Regions from separate parts of the Homo sapiens genome. Here all the other regions are linked to region 4. Evidence: chromatin loops called from intact Hi-C (ENCODE). Cell type or tissue: heart right ventricle. All regions are shown on one strand.

Region 1 (4,000 bases), 360 kb after region 4:
CACTTTCCAATGAATTTTTTATATCCTTAGAAAGGAGTTAAACTGTTCTATCAGAATTCAAACAAAAGATAACTTCTCTCACACTCATAAGTCAGTGAGAATTTGACAGTGGGAATTCTACAAAAGTCAGGGATTTCTTAATTTTTGTTGTTGCAGATTATCTGAGAGTATAAAGTTTTTAAGGAAAAACAATGCTCTTAAGATCCTGCTTTTAATAAAGTGTCTCAGCTTTCATTAGCTAAGTAGCTTCTTCCTTCTAGGCTGCTTAAAATAAGCTTAAAAGGACCCAATTTGAACAGTTTTTCCCAAAATAAGTCCAAAATTAAACACATAACATTAATAAAATAGATTGATGATTTCCCACAAAATAATTTTGATAAACTTGGATTTTGGAAATATTCTTAATGGCCATTCTGTCTAGCTGTAAAGTTAGGCTGTGCTATCCAAAAGAGCTTTACTTTAGAGTCATGAGAAGCAGCACTGATCTTTGCAAAACTTACCCCAAAAAATGGGGAGAGAGAAAAACAGGAAGAAAAGTCTCTTTCTTAGGCTACCAGTCAGTTAACAAAGTATCTTAGATTAAGATTTGGAAACCAAAGAATGCATAATTAGGAGTGTACCATATCATGCAAAGTCTATGAAATACTAAATAAGGTAAAACAGTTAATCATTTAAAGCACGATGAGCAAATTCTCTTATCATACGGCTATTCTCATCACCGGACGAAGGTTGGTTTTGCATTATTCCTAAAATAAAACAGTTCGTGAGTGAATACTGCAAATTAAAAACTGTCAAAACACAGCAAATGATAAGGACTAAACATCCATTATCCACAAACTCATTTGAAACTACTACCATGGATTTGAGAGGGAAACCAAAAGTTTGCAAACCTCTCTGGGAGCTGTGTCAAAGTTAGTATTCTGAAGCCCTAGCAATACAAAGTCCCCAAATAAGTAAAATACAGATAAAAGTGGAAGAGCCTACATCAGCTCAAAGTAACATACTTCCTTTAACTTATGCCTTCAGTTTAATAATACTGTTTATACCACTACATTGTATAATAACGAAATAATGTAAACATACCATTAGAGGGCAGGAGAGGGATGGGTTTCACCATATACAAAGAGTTTAAGTTTGTTTTCCCTGCTACCTCTTTTTAACCTTGGGTGCAGCTGTACATTGTTCTATAGGGGTATTGTTCTATAGTTTAAAAACACTAAGCTAAATCTCTGGTAAATTAACCTAATTTAGCACATAAAATATGTTTTCATTAAACATATGGGATAGGAAGGGATAGGAAGATGGCCCGGTGTTATGTTGATGCATGGCATAATTAAAAACACAGCTAAGACCAGGCACTGTGGCTCATGCCTGTGATTCCAGCACTTTGGGAAGCTGAGGTGGGAAAGTCACTTGAGGCCAGGAGTTCGAGACCAGCCTGGGCAACACAGTGAGACACCATCTCTCTCTCTCGCTTTTTTTTTTTTTTTTTTTTTAACATAGCCAAATAAGATGACTGGGGAGAAAACAGATTAACACAAAAGGTCCCACCTGTAAGGGCAACTTCCTAAAGCTAGATATATAGAACCGATGGTTTTAAACATAAAACTTGATTATGTAGAAGTTTGCAAATGAAATATATCACGAAAGCAAATTCCCATGCAGCTTTATTCACCTCAACCATGTGTAATCTACTTAAGGTGACTAGTGCCACTATAAGGCATTACTGTCCCAGGGTGACAAGAAGCAATATTTATACTCAATTCCTGAAACTGGGGGTCTGATATGCTTTTTAAAAATCCTAAACTAACTAATATCAGTAGCCATGGAGTCATCGGCTTGAGGGTAAACTAATCCCTTATACCACTTGATTTATTTTATTAATTAGTTAATAATGCAGTTAATTTTCAACTGCAAAAAGAAAAAATTATTTTGTGGAGTAGAAAGACCACAGCAATAATTACTTGATGCAAAAAATAAGACACCTTAATTGTATTTGCTCAAATCTGTTGTCTTAATGATACCAATATGTATCATTATAATCTATTTTTTAAAAATTTTCCTCATTATGCCCTAGAACATCATTATACTCTAAAAAGTCAAATTCCATTTCCTTTAGATTTCCTTAATGTTGCTTGTGGACTGATGTAGTGATATTTTACATTGGAGCCCACCAATGATTTGAACAATGAGTGGTTCAACCCTAGTCTAAATTGTGCTTGAAACAGCACCTCTAGCCACTGAGAGATAACACTCAAAGGCACCAATAACAGTTATATTCTAGTCTACAGGTGCAAAAAGGAGGCCTTGTAGATTCTAACTATAGATACTGGCTACTTATGCCTCATAATTCCAATACATACATCCACTGTATTTTAGCCAGATTCAGGACCTTACACACAATTCTGTGCCTTAATTCTATACGCAATTTTAGGAACCATCCCAACTGCAAAGGCACTCAAATTTTTATATATTTGGGATGTAATAAATTATTATGCTTTTTTTTTTTTTGAGACGGAGTCTTACTCTGTCACCCAGGCTGGAGTGCAGTGGCATGATATTGGCTCACCACAACCTCCACCTCCCAGGTTCAAGCGATTCTCCTGCCTCAGCCTCCTGAGTAGCTGGGATTACAGGTGCCCGCCACCACACCCAGCTAATTTTTGTATATTTAGTAGAGACAGGGTTTCACCATTTGGGCCAGGCTGGTCTTGAACTCCTGACCTTGTGATCCACCCACCTCGGCCTCCCAAAGTGCTGGGATTACAGGCGTGAGCCACCGCGCCCGGCCTATTATGCTTTTAAGACTCAGAAGTATCTGGCCACTACTGATGTTTACAAAGTAGGAAATTTAGCCTGTAGTTCCAGCTACTCCAGAGGCTGAGGGGGTAAGATCACATAAGCCCAAGAGGCTGCAGTGAGGTATGATTGTGCCACTGCACTCCAGCTTGGGCGACAGAGTGAAACTCTGTCTCTACAAAAAGAAAAAAAGTAGGAAGTTTAATTTTTTTTTTCCCCAGAGTCTCACTCCGTTGTCCAGGCTGGAGTGCAGTGGCACGATCTTAGCTCACTGCAACCTCCACTTCCTGGGTTCAAGTGATTCTCGTGCCTCAGCCTCCCGAGTAGCTGGGACTATAGGCGTGCAAAAAAGCCACCATGCCCAGCTAGTTTTTGTATTTTTAGTAGAGACGGGGTTTCACCACGTTGGCCAGGGTGGTCTCGAACTCCTGATCTCAAGTGATCTGCCCGCCTCGGCCTCCCAGAATGCTGGGATTACAGGCAAGAGCCACTACGCCCACCCTTGCTTTTACATATTTTGGATGCTTCAACTATTAAGAAGTTATTCTGAGTAAAGAAGGGATTTACTGTTTTCTGTACACTTTTAGCCATTTCTGAAAATAATTTGTAAAGACAAAAACCTAGCATTAGCCTGTAAAGAAATATGCACTTTTGTCTTATAAAACAGAAACTTGAAGCCAAACTTCTTAAATAGGCTTTCCCTTAACTACACTAGATAAAAGACCTGGAAACGGTCAACATATCTAGCAATTTCCAAACTACCACAGGCCATCTCGTTTTCTGAACTTTGTCTTAGACATTAACATTCGAAAAAGGAAAAAAAAAAAAAAAACTTTTAAAAGAATTCTCTATTTTGTCTGAAATAAACTTAGTCTGTGAAAATTTATCTTACGCCTATAAAAATTCCTTAAGCCAATTAAGTCAGCATTAACCCAGCATTTAATATGGTTTTCAGTGATTCTAAATATCTATTTAGATATTTATTTGAGTCAGCGTCTCGCTCTGTTTCCCAGGTGCCACCACACCCAGCTAATTTAAAAAAAAAAAATTTTTTTTTTTGGTAGAGACCGAGTCTCACTATGTTGCCCAGGCTAGTCTTGAACTTCTGGGCTCAAGCAATCCTCCTGCTTCAGCTTCCCAAAGTGCTGGGATTACAAGCATGAGCCACTGCATCCAGACCTAAATGCCTACTTTCTTTTAA
Region 2 (4,000 bases), 480 kb after region 4:
TAAATTTCCTCTCCTCCTCCCCATCTCCTTGACATGTTCCTTTTCTACCTCATTCATTCTTTTTCGCTCTTGTCGCCCAGGCTGGAATGCAATGGCACAATTTCGGCTCACTGCAACCTCCACCTCCCAGGTTAAAGCAATTCTCCTGCCTGAGCCTCCCAAAGAGCTAGGATTACAGGTGTGCTCCCTGTAATTTTGTATTTTTAGTAGAGACCCCTGCTAATTTTGTATTGTTAGTAGAGACAGAGTTTCACCAGGTTGGCCAGGCTGGTCTCGAACTCTTGACCTCAGGTGATCCACCCACCTCGGCCTCCCAAAGTGCTGGGATTACAGGCGTGAACCACCGCGCCCGGCCTCATTCATTCTTTTATTTTTTTAAAAAAAATTATTATTGCATACCAACTCCCTCACTTACTGTGTGACCTTGGACAAACTACTTAATTTCTCTGTACTTTAGTTTTCTTATCTGTAGAATGGGGATAATAATAATACCTACCCACAGTGTCACTGTGAGTGTTTTTACAGTGACATGATATATAATGAGAATTAAATGAGTTAATTCATATAAAGCATTTAGAGCCTGGAACAAAGTTCAGCACTGTTTGAGTACTAGGTGTTATAACAGTGACGTTGCTACACCCTTCACTGCTACTGTGTGCCAGTCAACATCTCCCATAGCCATTCATTGCTTAGGTAATTCATGTTGGTGGCCAAGACAGGTCTGGGAAGAAGACAGATGAATCAGACTGCTCACTGCACTTTGTCCAGCTACACCTGGCACATATAGAAGCTCCTCTAAATGCTTGCTGAATGGATAAGCGAATGTCTTCCTATTGAACTCCAAGTTCTTTGAAGGCAGGGACCATATTCCTAGCTGTCATATCCCTAGAACAATGCACTGGTGAGGCACACAGTAGGCGCTTAGGGATTATACATAGATAAATGACTGCAGGTGGAAAATCACTAAGGCTACAAAGCGAGCATAGGTAAGGTGCTGCAGAGAGACAGCCCCCAGTTTCAGGAAGGCGGTAGCCCTGGAAGCGTGGCTGCCAGCGCCCTTAACGGCGCGATGGCTGCTGGGAAGCACAGGCTCGCTTGGCTCGCCCCGGGATCCCGGGAGAGCGCCGCGGTTGGCGTCGGCGTCAGCCCCACGCCCCGCCCCGCCCCCTCCGCCGGCTCACGTGACCGTCTTTGGGCCGGCGCGAACCATGGCCGGCATGGTGGACTTCCAGGATGAGGAGCAGGTCAAGTCCTTTTTGGAGAACATGGAGGTGGAGTGCAACTACCACTGCTACCACGAGAAGGACCCGGACGGTGAGCGGCTCCAGCGCAGCCCGGCGACGCGTCGGGGAGGGACGTGCCCGGAGAGGTCTGGTCTGCGACCTCTGAGAGGCTGGAGAAGGAATCACGTGGCGGGCGGGGGACGGGGTCTGTGGATCGCGGTGACCGCGTGTGTTGGGAAGGGCGATGTGTCCCGGGAAGACCGAGCCAGGAGGCCGGGGCGGGTAGGAAGAGACGTGCTGGGGCTTTTGGGTTAGGGACTGGGGATCCATCGGTGAACAGATGAAACTCCCTGCCCTCGTGGAGCTTCCAAGCTAGTGCGGGGAGTCGGGCAATAAGCCTCAGGTAATTCATGAAATCGTGTTCGAAAGTAGTAAGTACCGGCCGGGAGCCGTGGCTCACGCCTATAATCCCAGCACTTTGGGAGGCTGAGGCGGGTGGATCACGAGGTCAGGAGATCGAAACCATCCTGGCTAACACGGTGAAACCCTGTCTCTACTAAAAATACAAAAAATTAGCCGGGCGTGGTGGCAGGCGCCTGTATTCCCAGCTACTCGGGAGGCTGAGGCAGGAGAGTGGTGTGAACCCGGGAGGCGGAGCTTGCAGTGAGCAGAGATCGCGCCACTGCACTCCAGCCTGGGCGACAGAGCGAGACTCCGTCTCAAAAAAAATAAATAAAAAGAAAGTAGTAAGTGCCGTGGAAAAAAGACTGGGTGAAGGGTGTCAGGAGGGCAGGAGGGCAGTTTTAAATTGAGTGATCAGGGAAGATCACTGAGAAAGTGGCAATTGAATAAAGCCTTGAAGAAGGTAAGGGAGTGAACCATGCAGTTCTTACCATAGGTAACAGCTGGCGAAGACGCCCTGAATCACAAATGTGTCCTGTGTGTTGTGTGAACATTGAATTGACTTAAGAGTATAGGTGGATGGTGGTGACCAGAGGGGTCCACCCAGAGCAGCTAATACCTTTGGGTGGTTTTCTTCTTCTTGCTTTATTTTTATTTTTTGTATTTTCTTTCTTTTTTGAGATAGTATGTCACTACGTTGTCCAGGCTGGTCGCAACTCCTGGGCTCAAGTGATCCTCCCGCCTTTGATTACAGGCATGAACCACTGCACACTGCCTACTTTTTAATTTTTTTGTTTTTTTGAGACTGAGTCTCACTCTGTCACCCAGGCTGGAGTACAATGGCTCGATCTCAGCTCACTGCAACCTTTGCCTCCTGGGTTAAAGCAATTCTCCTGCCTCAGCCTCCCGAGTAGCTGGGATTACAGGCACCCACCACCAGGCCTGGCTAATTTTTGTATTTTCGTAGAGACAGGGTTTCACCATGTTGGCCAGGCTGGTCTCGAACTCCTGACCTCAAGCAATCCATCTGCCTTGGCCTCCCAAAGTGCTGGGATTACAGGTGTGAGCCACCGTGCCCAGCCTTTTTTTTTTTTTTCTTTCAAATAAAGGACTGGTGTGGTGGCACAAGCCTGTAATCCTAGCTCTTTGGGAGGCTGAGGTGAGGTGGGAGGATCACTTGAGGCCAGGAGTTCAAGACCAGCCTGGGCAATATGATGAAACCCTGTCACTACTAAAAAAAAAAAGAAAAGAAAAAAAGTGGCACTGGCCCTACCTTCTAATAGCTTGCAGTTTAGTCAGTTTAGTTTGCAGAAATGACATAGCTATTCCTTGAGGCTAATCCGTAACATAGACCATAACACAACCATATACATATCATAACATAGTCATGACACAGAGTTGCTCTGCAGTATGATGGCTTGAAAAGAACCTGGGGTTGGGCCGGGCACAGTGGCTCACGCCTGTAATCCCAGCACTTTGGGAGGCTGAGGTGGGCAGATCACCTGAGGACAGGAGTTCAAGACCAGCCTGACCAATATGATTAAACTGTCTCTACTAAAAATACAAAAATTAGCCGGACGTGGTGGCATGCGCCTGTAATCCCAGCTACTCGGGAGGCTGAGACAGGAGAATGGCTTGAACCTGGGAGGCGGAGGTTGCAGTGAGCTGAGATCGCGCCATCACACTCCAGCCTGGGCAACAAGAGTGAAACAACGTCTCAAAAAAAAGAACCTGGGGTTGTTCTTTGAGAGCTGGTCCATGTCCTAAGTATAGAAAGAACTTAGAGGAATTGGGGTCACTAAGGAACAGGGTGGTTAGGGAAGACTTTGAGGGGAGGTCTGGAGGGCTGGGCAAGTGTTGATTAAATGGAGGAGAGGGTGGGAGAAGAAAGTGCTATCTTTTGGAAGGTTGAAGTCAGGATTTAGTACGTTTGAAGCGGGAGTCTGGCCCACAGTATGTCAGGGCTTGAATGCCAGGGTAAGGAATATAGACTTTGCTCTGTAGGCAATGGAGAGCAAAACATGTCTGAGAAGCAAGTTCTTGGAATTGGGAAGGGTGGATATATCAAAAGGACTGGCTGCAGCACTTTACGAGACCTGAGAAGAGGCTATAGTTACCGTAGCGACTGGTGTAGTAGTTCCTTGCATGTCCCACTTTCTTACCTGGATAACTGAAGTCGCCTTCTAACCTGTCCCTCTCTTTGCACTTTACTCCCTTAAAATCCATTTCTACTCGCAGATAAACTGATATTTTAATTTCAATTTTGTTATGTTAAATATTAGATTTTAAAATAACCTATTTGTTATCAATGCCCAATTATATACCCTCACATAATTAAATTCCTCCATACTCAGGCATATATGAACATATATACC
Region 3 (4,000 bases), 280 kb after region 4:
CCCACCATTGCGGCTATGGATGGGTTTGCCTTGGGCGGAGGCCTAGAGCTTGCCCTGGCCTGTGACCTCCGAGTGGCAGGTACTGGGCCAGGACTGGGGGCAGGGGGTGGGGCTAGGGAGTCAGGGGTGAGTGAAACAGGGTGAGTCTGGACATTCTGCAGTCAGCCACTGTTCTTGGCTTCCAACCAAAAGCAAAACTAAGGCAAGGCAGAGCACAGAGGGTGCTCAGGCAGAAGCTGCTTCCCCTCCTGGTGCAGCCATTAGCTGCTGTAGTATCTGTGACCTGTCAGAACCTGCTTCCTTCATTTTGGGAATATTTGACCAACCTCAGAGCAATTGCTGTTACGAGCCAAGGAGGTCAAAGAGCAATGTCCAGTCTTCCCATTCTGTCCAAGTCAGATTTATCGACCATGTTTCGGAAAAAGGTGAGCCTCAGGGATAGTTTGTCAATGGCTGAGCTAATCACAAAGGTGCCTGGGCAGGAATACTGGCACCAGCCAAATTTGCATTACTTGTTCTGAGCAATTGAGCTTTGTTTGAAGAATGGGAGGGGATAAAGAAGATAACTGATCATTTTCTCAGGTGACTGACCTGGTGATTAGGAGCAGCCTTCTTGGATGCAGTTAGGCAAAGTCTGAATGTCTTCCCTTCTCCCCCCACCGCTCTCTCCTGCCACCCCAGGAGCAACATATAAAAATGTGTAGCTCCAGGCATGAAAGTAGCTTCTGTCTACACAATGCAGGTCAAAGAGAAGGAACTGACCAGGTGTCCAGGCACCAAAATACCAGGCTGGTCTAGCCCCAACTCTCCTTCTCACATGCCCACGTTCACGCAACTAACTCACAGGGTTTTGGGGAAGACTAAGACGGAGTGAATGTAAAACCCACTCCCTTCTGCCCACGTTCACATGGTCCATGCTGAGGGAATTCAGAAAAGGAGACAGACCCGGGGGGGTGCGTCAGTCAAGGCAAGTTTCTCGAAGGAAGGAAGCAGAACTCAGGAGGACATGGACTGGAACAGTCAGGGCAATTTCAGGCTGTGACAAAGCTGGAACGGACGACTGTAGCAGGAGCAGGAGTCACTGACATTCTAGGCCAGGCCAGGGCTAAGCCAGAGAACCTATTAATAGTAATCCACAAATAGATATGGGGCACCTCCTAGGAACTCTCCTTGTTCCAAGCGTCGTACCTCGTGTGATCCTTAGCGGCTCTCTGAAGCAGACAGAAGAGGGCCAGCCATCTTTCTTCCACCTTTGAGGCTTGGGAAGGGTGAGACTTGCTGGTGACTTACAACTCCATCAAAGGGGCATGGTGAAATAAGGGCCTGGGCTCCTGACTTCTGGGCTAGGGCTCTTCCAAAGGCAGAGTCTGGAGAGGCCTGGCTGTGGCCAGACCATGGGGCAAGTGGCTAGAGGGGCGAGTAGACAGCAGAGGCAGCTGTGGCCCCCGGGATTAGCACTGGGGGACCGGATGGGGGAGGGAGGCCTCACTTTGTTCTATCTGAGCAGCTTCCTCGGCAGTCATGGGACTGATTGAGACCACGCGAGGGCTCCTCCCGGGGGCAGGTAATCGCAACTACAGCACCCGCCCAATTCCACCCCATCCAGGGTCCTTCGCTGCTTTCCTTTTTTGCCCTCTGTTCTGGGCTCTGCCCTCCCACCTGAACCCTGCTCCTCTGAGAAGTCTTGGCTGAGTCCCAGGCTGAGCCTTCTCTGGGTTCCCACTTCCCATGCTGATTCCCACCCTGCTCCCTCCATCCTGGTAGGAGGGACTCAGAGGCTGCCCCGTTGTCTGGGGGTGGCCCTGGCGAAGGAGCTCATCTTCACGGGCCGACGACTGAGTGGAACTGAGGCCCACGTACTGGGGCTGGTGAATCACGCTGTGGCCCAGAACGAGGAGGGGGACGCCGCCTACCAGCGGGCACGAGCACTGGCCCAGGAGATCCTGCCCCAGGTGTGGTGACAGCTCGGCACCAGAAGGAGGGCTGGAGTCATGGGGGAGGCATGTGTGGGGCAGGGTGTCCCCTTGGGCTGCACATCCATTCTCCCAGAGACATATGATTAACCCTCTTTGGAGTTTGTTTAACCATCCAGTAAACACAATCAAGTCAAATTTTAATTCTGAATTAAAATGTAAATTGAATTCCAAAGGGCTGGAACCAAATGGGCTTGAAAGCCCTCTGAATGTAACACTGTCCAGTAGACCATTCTGAGATGAGATAAATGTTCTATACTTGTGCTTATCCAGTATGGGAGCCACTAGCCAAATGATTTAAATTGCAGAAAATGAATGCAGTTCCTCATTCACACTAGCCACATTTCAAATGCTAATAGCCACATGTGGCTTGTGGCTACTATACTATATAGCACAGCCTTAAAATCCCCCAAAGACTGAAAAAGCAAGATTCTAAAATAGATACAGAACTTCCAACCCATATTTCCTACCATACTGCCTGGTGGGATATTCTTGAAATACAACATGTGGGCTGGGCAGGGTGGCTCATGCCTGTAATCCCAGCACTTTGGGAGGCTGAGGCGGGTGTATCACGAGGTTAGGAGTTCAAGACCACCCTGGCCAATATGGTGAAACCCCGTCTCTACTAAAAATACAAAAATTAGCTGGGTGTGGAGGCACGCACCTGTAATCCCAGCTACTCAGGAGGCTGAGGCAGGAGAATCGCTTGAACCTGGGAGGCGGAGGTTGCAGTGAGCCAAGATCGCGCCATTGCACTCCACTGGGCGACAGGACGAGACTTCATCTCAAAAAAAAAAAAAAAAGAAAGAAAGAAAGAAATACAACATACAGGACATGTATTAAGCATTTTTTTCTTTGAAGAGATAGGGTCTCGCTGTGTCATCCAGGCTGGAGTGCAGTGGTGCAATCATGGCTCACTGCAGTTTTAAACTCCTGGGCTCAAGTGATCCTCCCGCCTCAGCCTCCCAAAGTGTTAGAATTACAAGCATGAACCACCGTGACGGGCCAGGCTCATGTTTTAGCCAGATGTGGTAGTTCGAGCCTGTAATCCCAGTTATTTGGGAAAAAGCATTGCTTGAACCCATGAATTCAAAGCTGCAGTAAGCTGGTCACGCCACTGCACTTCCAGCCTGGGCAACAAAGCAAAATCCCGTTGCTAAAAACAAACAAACAAAAACAAAAAGCCAAAAAAAACAACCAAAAAACCCCTCATTAAAAAAATCCTCAAATAGCATGGGAAAGGGTGAGGGATAAAAGACTACACGTTGGGTACGGTGCACCAAAATCTTAGAAATCACCACTAAAGAACGTATCCATGTAACCAAAAGCCACCTGTTCCCTAAAATCTATTGAAAGAAAAAAATTAAAAATCCTCAAACAATAACCTCTCAGCATGGTACCCCAAAGGGTACCATGCTCAGTAGGGAGCAGGTCAGGCCCTGCCCAGGTACAACCCTACCAGCTGCAGGGCCCAAAGCCCTCAGCAGGGATATCTGGGATCTGGCTGTCTGGGGTATCCAAGGCCCTGCGAGGGTCTGCTGGCTTCTCCCAACTCTCAGGGGGCCCAGGATACAGGGGGTTGGGTACAGGAGATCCCAAATTTCCATAAAGATTAAAAGTGGCTTAAATGGAGCTAAGTTAGACTAATTTATAATAAATTTGTCTTAGCCTATAATGCTAGGTACCTTAATGTAGTATCTCAGCTCTTAGAATAATCCAGTTGAACTGATTATCCCCATTTTATCTGTGAGAAAACCCATAAAAGTTCAGTGACTTGTTCATCAAGGTCACAAAGAGTGATTGTAGTATTAGAAAAAAAAACAACACCGGTATTTTGGCATTTATTTTGCACAATACAGAATGCAATATAAAAAAGGTATTTTAAGAGAGCAAAATATGTACAAAATTTTAAAAACAAACTAAATATTTAATGTATTTCAAATACAAAAATTTACAAATGTCACAAAACAAAGTTAACCATACATCATTTTAATATTGACATATATTGAATTAATCATATAAAAGTA
Region 4 (4,000 bases):
ACCCTTCACAACCGCTCCATAAGCTAGGTATCATTACACTATTACCCCAGTTTACAAAAGAGGAAACTGAAGGCCAGGGAGGCTGTGTGACTTGCCCAAGGTCACTCAGAGAATAAATAATAGAGTTGGTCTCCCTACTTCCACCCCGGACCCCCATGCAGTCTATTCTCACACAGCAGCCAGAATGATCCAAATGCAACATCAGTTACATTGTGCTCCTTCTTTACTCAAAACCCTGTGATAGCTCTCCATCTTATTCAAGTAAAACTAAGACCTTCAGTGTCTCTAATGTCCTACATCAGGGTTGACAGACTATGGTGTGCAGGCCATTCTGACCCATCACCCATTTTTGTAAGTAAAGTTTTGTTGAAACAGCCATGTTTATTCTTTTACATTTGGTCTGTGGCTGTTTTCACACTACAAGGGCAGAGTTCAGCAGTTGCAAGAGAGACCACGTGGTGCACAAAGTCTGAAATATTATGTTTACTGTCCGGCCCTTTACAGATAAGCTTTGCCAACCCCACCCTACACAGTTTGCCTCCTCCCCTGTCTCTGATGTTGCCCCTGGCCCCCACCCTGCCTGCCTTGATTCTGCTCCAGCCACACTGGCCTCCTTGCTTTCCCAAGATCTCACCAGGAACGCTCTGACCTCAGGCTCTGCCTTTGCTGTTCTCTCTGCCTGGAAGGCTTTCCCTGGGACCTGGAATGCTTTCCTCCCTCACTCCCTTTAGGCCTTTTAATCCTTTTCTCACCAGGGCCTTCGCTGATCCCCTTATCTAAAATTGCAACCCTGCCCACGTTCTCTATCCTCCTTCCCTGCTTTATTTTTTTCCCATTGCTTTTCATATTATCTGAAACACTATATATCATATTATTTATGTGTTTGTTGCCTGTCTCCCCCTAGTAAGGTGTAGGCTCCCAGAGGGCAACAGTCTTTATTTTGTTGTCTTATAGATCTCTAATGCCCAGAACAGTCGCTGGCACAGTGTGGGCATTCAGTATTTGTAGAATTCATGAAGGGATGGGAGACTTCTTCAACAGTCTGCTAACTAGTTCCCCTGTTTGTGGTTTCTTCTCTCTTCTAGTCCAACATCCACCCTGCTACTGGTAATCTGTCTAAACACAGACCTGCCTGTCCTTCAGTGACCTCCACTCCTGCAGGAGAAAGGCTCCTTCTCATGGCACCGTATGGCATTTTCCACCCGGCCCTGACCCTCCTCTCTAGCCCCAGCTCCACCTCCACTCCCCTCTCAAGACTTAAGGAAATAAGATGCAGAGCTGATGACTTGCCCAAGATCACACTACTGGGAAGTGATGGAATAGAATTTGAACCCAGACTGTCTTACTCCCTAGTCCATGAGCCTAACTACCAATCAAAACAACAGCTAAACACCCAACCTTTCACCAATACCTCATGTCCTTCTGTGATGTTATGGCATTCTCTACTCTGCTCTCTGTGCCTGGAATATCGTCCTCCCTTTTCTCTGCTGTCCACTTCCGTGCGTTCCTTTGGAAAACTCTCAAAATCTGACTCACAGGTCACCTCCTCTGGGAGCCTCCCTACACTTTACCTCCTCCTCTAGGCCCTGTCATGTCCAGATGCCCAGCACATGCCCAAATCCCAGCACTCACCACACGGCATGGAGGGGTCCCTATCGGCCCAATTTAAATGATAGGAATTAGAAATCGTGTGACACGCGATACTAATAAAGTCTGACTTGATGCCTACAACTTTGGAATAATGCAACTCTCACCAATTAAATAAAAAGAACTAAGGCTCACGTAATTTCGAAGCTGCCTATCCAAGTCCATTGCAAATAGCGTTTACATTCTTGCCACACGGTGGCGCCACTTTAGCCGGTAAGGTGAAATCCCTGACACGTCCTGTCAGTGATGTCTGAACCGGGGTGTTGTTTGCACACACCAAGTGATTGTGGTGGCTTTTATTCAGGTTTTATACTTTTAAATCTCTTTAAATATCTTGTAATAATGTCATTCATACATTCCATAAGCGGTAGTTCTATGACAGTGCTGAGAAACACTGTGGAAAATCAGTTAGGTTGGAAGGGAGGTTGTATGTTGGATGTGATGAAACCCCATGCCATGCTCTGCTGTTCAATGAGCAGGCAGCCCCCCAAAAAATAAGAGATGATACTGAGAATATAGGAATTATGGTTATAGATTGATGTTTCCCTAGAATATATTTATCTCTTTTTTTTGTCAGGGGAGGGGACGGGGTCTGACTCTGTTACCCAGGCTGGAGTGCTGTGGTGCGATCACGGCTCACTGCAGCCTCGACTTCCCAGGCTCAAGTGACCCTCCCACCTCAGCCTCCTGCGTACCTAGGTCCACAGGCACATGCCACCATGCTGGGCTAATTTTTTAATTTTTTGTAGAGACAAGGTCTCCTTAATTTGCCCAGGCTGGTCTCAAACTTCTGGGCTCAAGCGATCCGCCCACCTCAGCCTCCCAAAGTGCTGGGATTACAGGCATGAGCCATTGTGACCCCGCAGAATGCATTTCCATAAGAAATATTCTTCAGAAGAAACGTGCACTGAATGACGTGCACTTTGACTCCGGCCCTGCATGGTAAAGATTCATTTTTCTTGCTTTCTCAGCCATAAGCTGGGAGATTCCTAATGACTCGGCTACAGTTGAGCTGCTGCTTTGATTAGTGGTTAGGCTAATGGGCTAGGCAATCTGGGTTCAAATTCTAATTCCACCACTCCCCAGTAGTGTGATCTTGGGCAAGTCATCAGCTCTGCATCCTATTTCCTTATGTGTAACATGGCCACAGAACCGCCCTCAGCTCATGGGGTGCTGCGTGAGAGGTAAATGGAGCCAGTCTATGAGGGCTGAGCGCAGCTCTGGGACAGTGTCCCTGCTGGCTGGACATGAACCATGCTTCCCTTCTGCAGCCACATTAACCCAGCTCACAGCTGAGCCAAACTCCCAGACAGGGAAGGTTCCCATCACTTAGAGAATTGTCTCGCCCTCCTCTCTTGCCCTTTCTGACTCGGAGCTAGTGTGCTGACTGTGCTCATCTCAGAAAACCAATATGGTATTCAGCTCCTTGCCAATCCCATTTTGAACTCTGTGGGGAAAGTTTTGGGTTTTTCTGAAATAGTAGGAAAGGCCATTATAGCTCTGGTGGATCAAGGCTGGCAAGAAGTCGGCAAAGCCTTTGGGGACCTGTCTCTCCCGTTTGCCACGTCTACCTCTCCTTCCCTGGGCTGTTACGACCAACTCCTCACATCTCTGGAGACTTCACAAGGACCTGCTGCCTGACACATGGCACCCCGTGAGCCAGACCCAGAGTTCTCTCCTTCCCCCACCCTCAGTCAGAGCTCAGAGAGCGGGGCTCCATGGAGATGCCCTTGCTCCTCCTTCTCGGGAGGCGCTCTTGCCATCTTTGGGGAATAGGATATTTTAGGGACAAGTCAAAGGATGATAAAGGCTGGAAGGAGCTTACAGGGACACTGCTCCTCCCTCTCCTTGGAGTGCCATTGGCTAGTAAGATTTGAGATGGCCCATTTTGAGGGCTGAGGGTGGGAGTTGCTTCTGATTGCAAGACTCTGACCCGGAATCACTAAAGCAGCTGGGCAGGCCTGGAAAAGGGAGAACAGGAATGTATTAGTCAGGCTTCTCCAGAGAAACATAAGCAATAGGATGTGTAGATATGAAGACATTTATTGTAAGGAATTGGCTTACATGACTGTGGAGGCTGGGAAGAACCTCTTCCTGCCATCTGCAAGCTGGAGACCTGGGAAAGTCAGTGGTGTCGTTCAGTCCAAGTCTGAAGGCCTAAGGACCAGGGGAGCCTATGGTCCCAGTCTGAGAGCAGGAGAAGACAAATGTTGCAACTCAGGCATCCAGGCAGAGGACAAACTCAGCCTTCCTCTGCCTGTTTGTTCTATTCAGGCCCCTGACAGATTGGATGGTGCCACCCACCCTGGAGAGGGCTGTCTGCTTTACTCAGCCACCAATTCAAACACCAACA
Region 5 (4,000 bases), 260 kb after region 4:
TGGCACAAGAGCACTGTTACATTTTACCTGCTGCCTTTGAGCTTGAGGTTGGGTGGTAAACCATTCTTCACTGTTCTTAGCGGCTTTATTTCTCATAGAGTCATGTGTTGCTTAACAACGGGGCTACATTCTGAGAAATGCATCATTAGGTGATTGTGGTCATTGTGGGAGCATCACAGAGTGCACCTACACAGTCCTAGATGGGGTAGCCTACTGCACACCAAGGCTACATGGTGTATAGCCTGTTGCTCCTAGAATACAAACCTGGACAGCATGGTACCGGGCTGAATACTGTAGGCAACTGTAACACAATGGTAAATGTGTATCTGAACATAGAAAAGGCACAGTAAAAATACAGTCTAAAAGATTTTTTAAATAGTACACCTGTACTGGGCAGTTACCATAAATGGAGCTTGCAGGACTGGAAGCTGCACTGGGTGAGTCAGCGAGTGAATGGTGAGTGAATGTGAAGGCCTAGGACAGCAGGGACTGGTTTGGCACCAGGGACTATTTTCATGAAAGACAGTTTTTCCATGGACTTGCGGGCGGACAGATGGTTTGGGGATGAAACTGTTCCACCTCAGATCATCAGGCATTAGATTCTCATAAGGAGCTCGCAACAACCTAGATTCCTCACATGCACAGTTCACAATAGGGTTCGCACTCCTATGAGATTCTAATGCCACCACTGATCTGATAGGAGGTGGAACTCAGGTGGTAATTCAAGCCATGGGGAGCTGCTGTAAATACAGATGAAGCTGCTCATCTCCTGTTGTGTGGCCCAGTTCCTAGCAGGCCACAGACTGGGATGGGTCCACAGCCCGGGGGTTGGGGACCCCTGGCCTAGGACATTACTGTACACTACTATAGACTCTATAACACTGTACACCTAGGCTACACTAAATTTGCTTTACAAATGTTTCTTTCTTCAATGATAAATTAACCTTAGCTTACTCTGTTTTTACTTTATAAACTTTTTAATTTTTTCAACTTTTGACTCTTTTGTAGTAACACTCAGCTTAAAACACAAACACATTGTACGGCTGTACAAAAAATGTTTTCTTCTTTAGATCCTTATTTTATAAGCTTTTAAAAATTTTAATTCTTAAACTTTTTTTGTTAAAAACAAAGACACAAGCACACACACGAGCCTAGACCTATCACTGTCTTCCACCTCCACATCTTGTCCCACTGGAAGGTCTTCAGGGGCGATAACGTGCATGGAGCTGCCATCTCCTATGATAACAATCGGGAATACCTACTGAAGGACCTGCCTGAGGCTGTGTTACACTGAACTTTTTTCTTTTCTTTTTTTTTTTTTTTTTAATAAGTAGGAGTACACACGGCCCAGGCCAGGTACAGTGGCTCACCTGGCTCACTCTTGTAATCCCAGCACGTTGAGAGGGTGAGGCAGGCAGATTGCTTGAGCCCAGGAGTTTGAGACCAGCCTGGGAAACATAGTGAAACCCCTTCTCTACAAAAAAATACAAAAATTATCCAGGCATGGTTGTGCATACCTGTAGCCCCTGCTACTCAGGAGGCTGAGGTGGGAGGATGGCTTGAGCCGGGGAGGTCAAGGCTGTCCAATATCAAGGATTCCTGATATTTGCAAGTGAGCCCAAAGGTGTTTAACCCATGAGTGAGCCATGATCGTGTTACTGTACTCCAGCCTGGGCAACAGAGTAAGACCCTGTCTCAAAAAAATTAAAAATAAAAAGTAGGAGTATATTCTAAAATAATGGTAAAAATAATATTGTAAATATATAAACCTAAAACATAGTCTTTTATTATCATTATCAAGTATTATGTTGTGGGCCTAATTGTATGTGCTGTGCTTTTGTATAACTGGTAAAGCAAGCTAGTTTACACCAGCCTCACCACCAGCATTTGAGTGTTGCATTGCGCTATGATGTTATGACAGCTATGGTGTCACTAGGCAATAGGAATTTTTCAGCTCCATTAGAGTCTGATGGGACTTATATGTCTTATATGTGGTCTGTAGCTGACCAACTAAAACATCATCATGCTGTGCATGACTGTAATTAATGGCTGTCCTTCAACTCCTTAGCTGGGCACTAAGGTTCTCCACCACAAGCTGACCTTTCCATCCTCCCTCCTCTACCCATGGGCTCATTTGAAGGTGTGTTACCTCTGTGTTTTGCTCTAGCTGTGCCCTGACTTGGCTCCTCTTCCTTCCTTTCTGCTTATGGAAATCTTTTTGGAACTCCCCTGCTCTGCTGCTCCGTCCCCCACACTGTCCTTTTATGTTTCGTGTGTCTGAACTTGTCTCTCTTCTAGGCTGTTAGCTCTTTAAGAGTCAGGATTGCCAGCTGGGTCCAGCTGTTATTTGAGCAAATCCTCCTTGTTTCCGGGCGTCAGTTTCCTCTTCTGTATAGTAAAGTGTTGTTAAATCAGTTGTTCTCCACACTACCCTTCAGTGGTTTCTTTTTTTTTTTTTTTCTTTGAGATGGTCTCACTCTGTTGCCCAGGCCGGAGTGCAGTGGCGTGATCTCGGCCCACTGCAGCCTCTGCCTCTTGGTTTCAAGCGATTCTTTGCCCCAGCCTCCCAAGTAGCTGGGATTATAGGTGTGTGCCACCACGCCTGGCTAATTTTTGTCTTTTTAGTAAAGACGGGGTTTCACCATGTTGGTCAGGCTGGTGTTGAACTCCTGACTCAGGTGATCCACCCGCCTCGGCCTCCCAAAGTGCTGGGATTACAGGCGTGAGCCACCACGCCTGGCCCTTCTAGTGGTTTCTGTTGACTTCTACCCACAACACCTCGCCTGTGACCCAAGCCATCTGGACAGAAGTGATCCTAGGTCAGCTGCTCAGTGGTATGGTAGGTTTGGTAAGAGTGGGAAGGGTGCAGCACAGCCCCATCCCCGCTGTTGGGGTCAGAAGGGCAATGTTCCCAGCATCGGGGCTAGACTAAGAACACAGGGACCTTGGCTGATTACTGTCCATTTCTCCAGGACCTGGCATGTGGTAGTGCAAATTAAATGTTGCACAATTGAATGTCGGCAGCCAAAGACACCCTGCCTGGCTCCTGGGGGGCTCCCAGCTTAAAGTTCAGATACTGTATTAGGTCCGAGACTTGCCCTAGTATCTGGGCGTTTTACACAAACTCTGGTTAGACACTTAAATGCATTATCTCTTTTAATCCTAACAATAACCTTTTTATTATTTCTCTTACAGATCAGGAAATTGAAGGCCAGAAGGGTAAAGTGGTTTGCCCAAGGCCATGGGGCTGGTGTGTGGCTGAGTTGTGGCTTGAGCTAAGGGCTTGTAAGAGTTGACAGTCAGTATTCCGAGAGGGAGATGTAGGTGGAGACAGGAGATGAAGCTGAAAGATGAGAGACAGTCAGCCAGAGAGAATGGAAGGAAAGAACAGGAAAGCAGAGAGAGGAGTGTCTGCCAGTCCCAGGATACCACGGCTATATCAGCTTTCTATTACTACCTAACAAATGATCACAAACTTTGATACTCAAAGTCACACACATTTATCATTTTTTAGTTTCTGTACGTCAGAAGTCAAGGCACAACTTAGCAGAGTTCTCTGCTTCAGGTCTTGCCAGGCTGGGCTGCAGTCGGGAGTTGGCCAGGGCTGTGGTCTCATCCCAGGCTTGACGGGAAAGATCTGCTTCCAAGGTCGTCAGGTTGCTGAGACCTGAATTCACCTCCTATGGTTGTTGGACTGAAGTCCTGTTCTCTTGCTGATTGTTGGCCGGGGGTCACTCTCAGCAATTAGAGGTTGCCCGCAGTCCTTTGCTACTTGACCCTCTCGTTAGGCCCATGAGTGTCTCTAATAAGACAGAGCCTTTTATATACTATAACCGAATTACAGAAGTCACATTACCTTCACCATATAACTTAACCTAATCTCAGGAGTAACATTGTATAACCTTTGCTGTATACTATTGCTTAGAAGCAATTCACAGGTCCCACCCACATGCAAGGGAGGGGATTATTCAGGATGTAAACATGAGGGCCACTCTGGGGA

The links. Peaks named below come from ENCODE experiments on the same cell type or tissue, not always from the same donor. Only the 100,000 strongest peaks of a DNase experiment are listed, where the experiment ranks them.
Region 1: a loop joins it to region 4, with 2.8 times the contacts of the local background. A loop is called at or near these places in 5 of 110 quality-filtered maps.
Region 2: a loop joins it to region 4, with 3 times the contacts of the local background. A loop is called at or near these places in 38 of 110 quality-filtered maps.
Region 3: it touches region 4 in a loop (3-fold over the local background); 44 of 110 quality-filtered maps call a loop at or near these places.
Region 5: it touches region 4 in a loop (2.7-fold over the local background); 71 of 110 quality-filtered maps call a loop at or near these places.

What each region holds. Positions count from the first base shown.
Region 1 is chr1:52,823,150-52,827,149 of GRCh38, reverse strand. ZYG11B (zyg-11 family member B, cell cycle regulator) reads right to left here. Exons shown (of 14, transcript NM_024646.3): 14 at 1-4,000. Among named protein-coding and RNA genes, the nearest start is that of ZYG11A, 18 kb to the left of the region's middle. In heart right ventricle, no CTCF peak of the experiment used is centred here; no DNase peak of the experiment used is centred here.
Region 2 is chr1:52,695,535-52,699,534 of GRCh38, reverse strand. COA7 (cytochrome c oxidase assembly factor 7) reads left to right here and starts at 1,188. Exons shown (of 3, transcript NM_023077.3): 1 at 1,188-1,314. The coding sequence starts at 1,209. RefSeq lists an enhancer at 959-1,018 and a silencer at 1,069-1,208. In heart right ventricle, a CTCF peak has its summit at 1,546; a DNase peak (open chromatin) is centred at 1,144; H3K4me3 peaks cover 1,737 bases; H3K27ac peaks cover 1,751 bases.
Region 3 is chr1:52,902,598-52,906,597 of GRCh38, reverse strand. It overlaps ECHDC2 (enoyl-CoA hydratase domain containing 2), which reads left to right. Exons shown (of 10, transcript NM_001198961.2): 5 at 1-79; 6 at 1,508-1,564; 7 at 1,765-1,952. Among named protein-coding and RNA genes, the nearest start is that of ECHDC2, 17 kb to the left of the region's middle. RefSeq lists enhancers at 1-51, 738-1,529. In heart right ventricle, a CTCF peak has its summit at 1,559; DNase peaks (open chromatin) are centred at 117, 1,072 and 1,546; H3K27ac peaks cover 1,956 bases.
Region 4 is chr1:53,180,039-53,184,038 of GRCh38, reverse strand. LOC105378724 (a long non-coding RNA gene) reads right to left here and starts at 3,596. Exons shown (of 3, transcript XR_947347.2): 1 at 3,473-3,596. RefSeq lists an enhancer at 1,906-1,955. In heart right ventricle, CTCF peaks have their summits at 1,634 and 1,834 (motif pointing right); DNase peaks (open chromatin) are centred at 604 and 1,848; H3K27ac peaks cover 2,260 bases.
Region 5 is chr1:52,915,684-52,919,683 of GRCh38, reverse strand. All of the region lies in intron 1 of ECHDC2 (enoyl-CoA hydratase domain containing 2), which reads left to right. Among named protein-coding and RNA genes, the nearest start is that of ECHDC2, 4.1 kb to the left of the region's middle. In heart right ventricle, no CTCF peak of the experiment used is centred here; DNase peaks (open chromatin) are centred at 2,303 and 2,899; H3K27ac peaks cover 2,526 bases.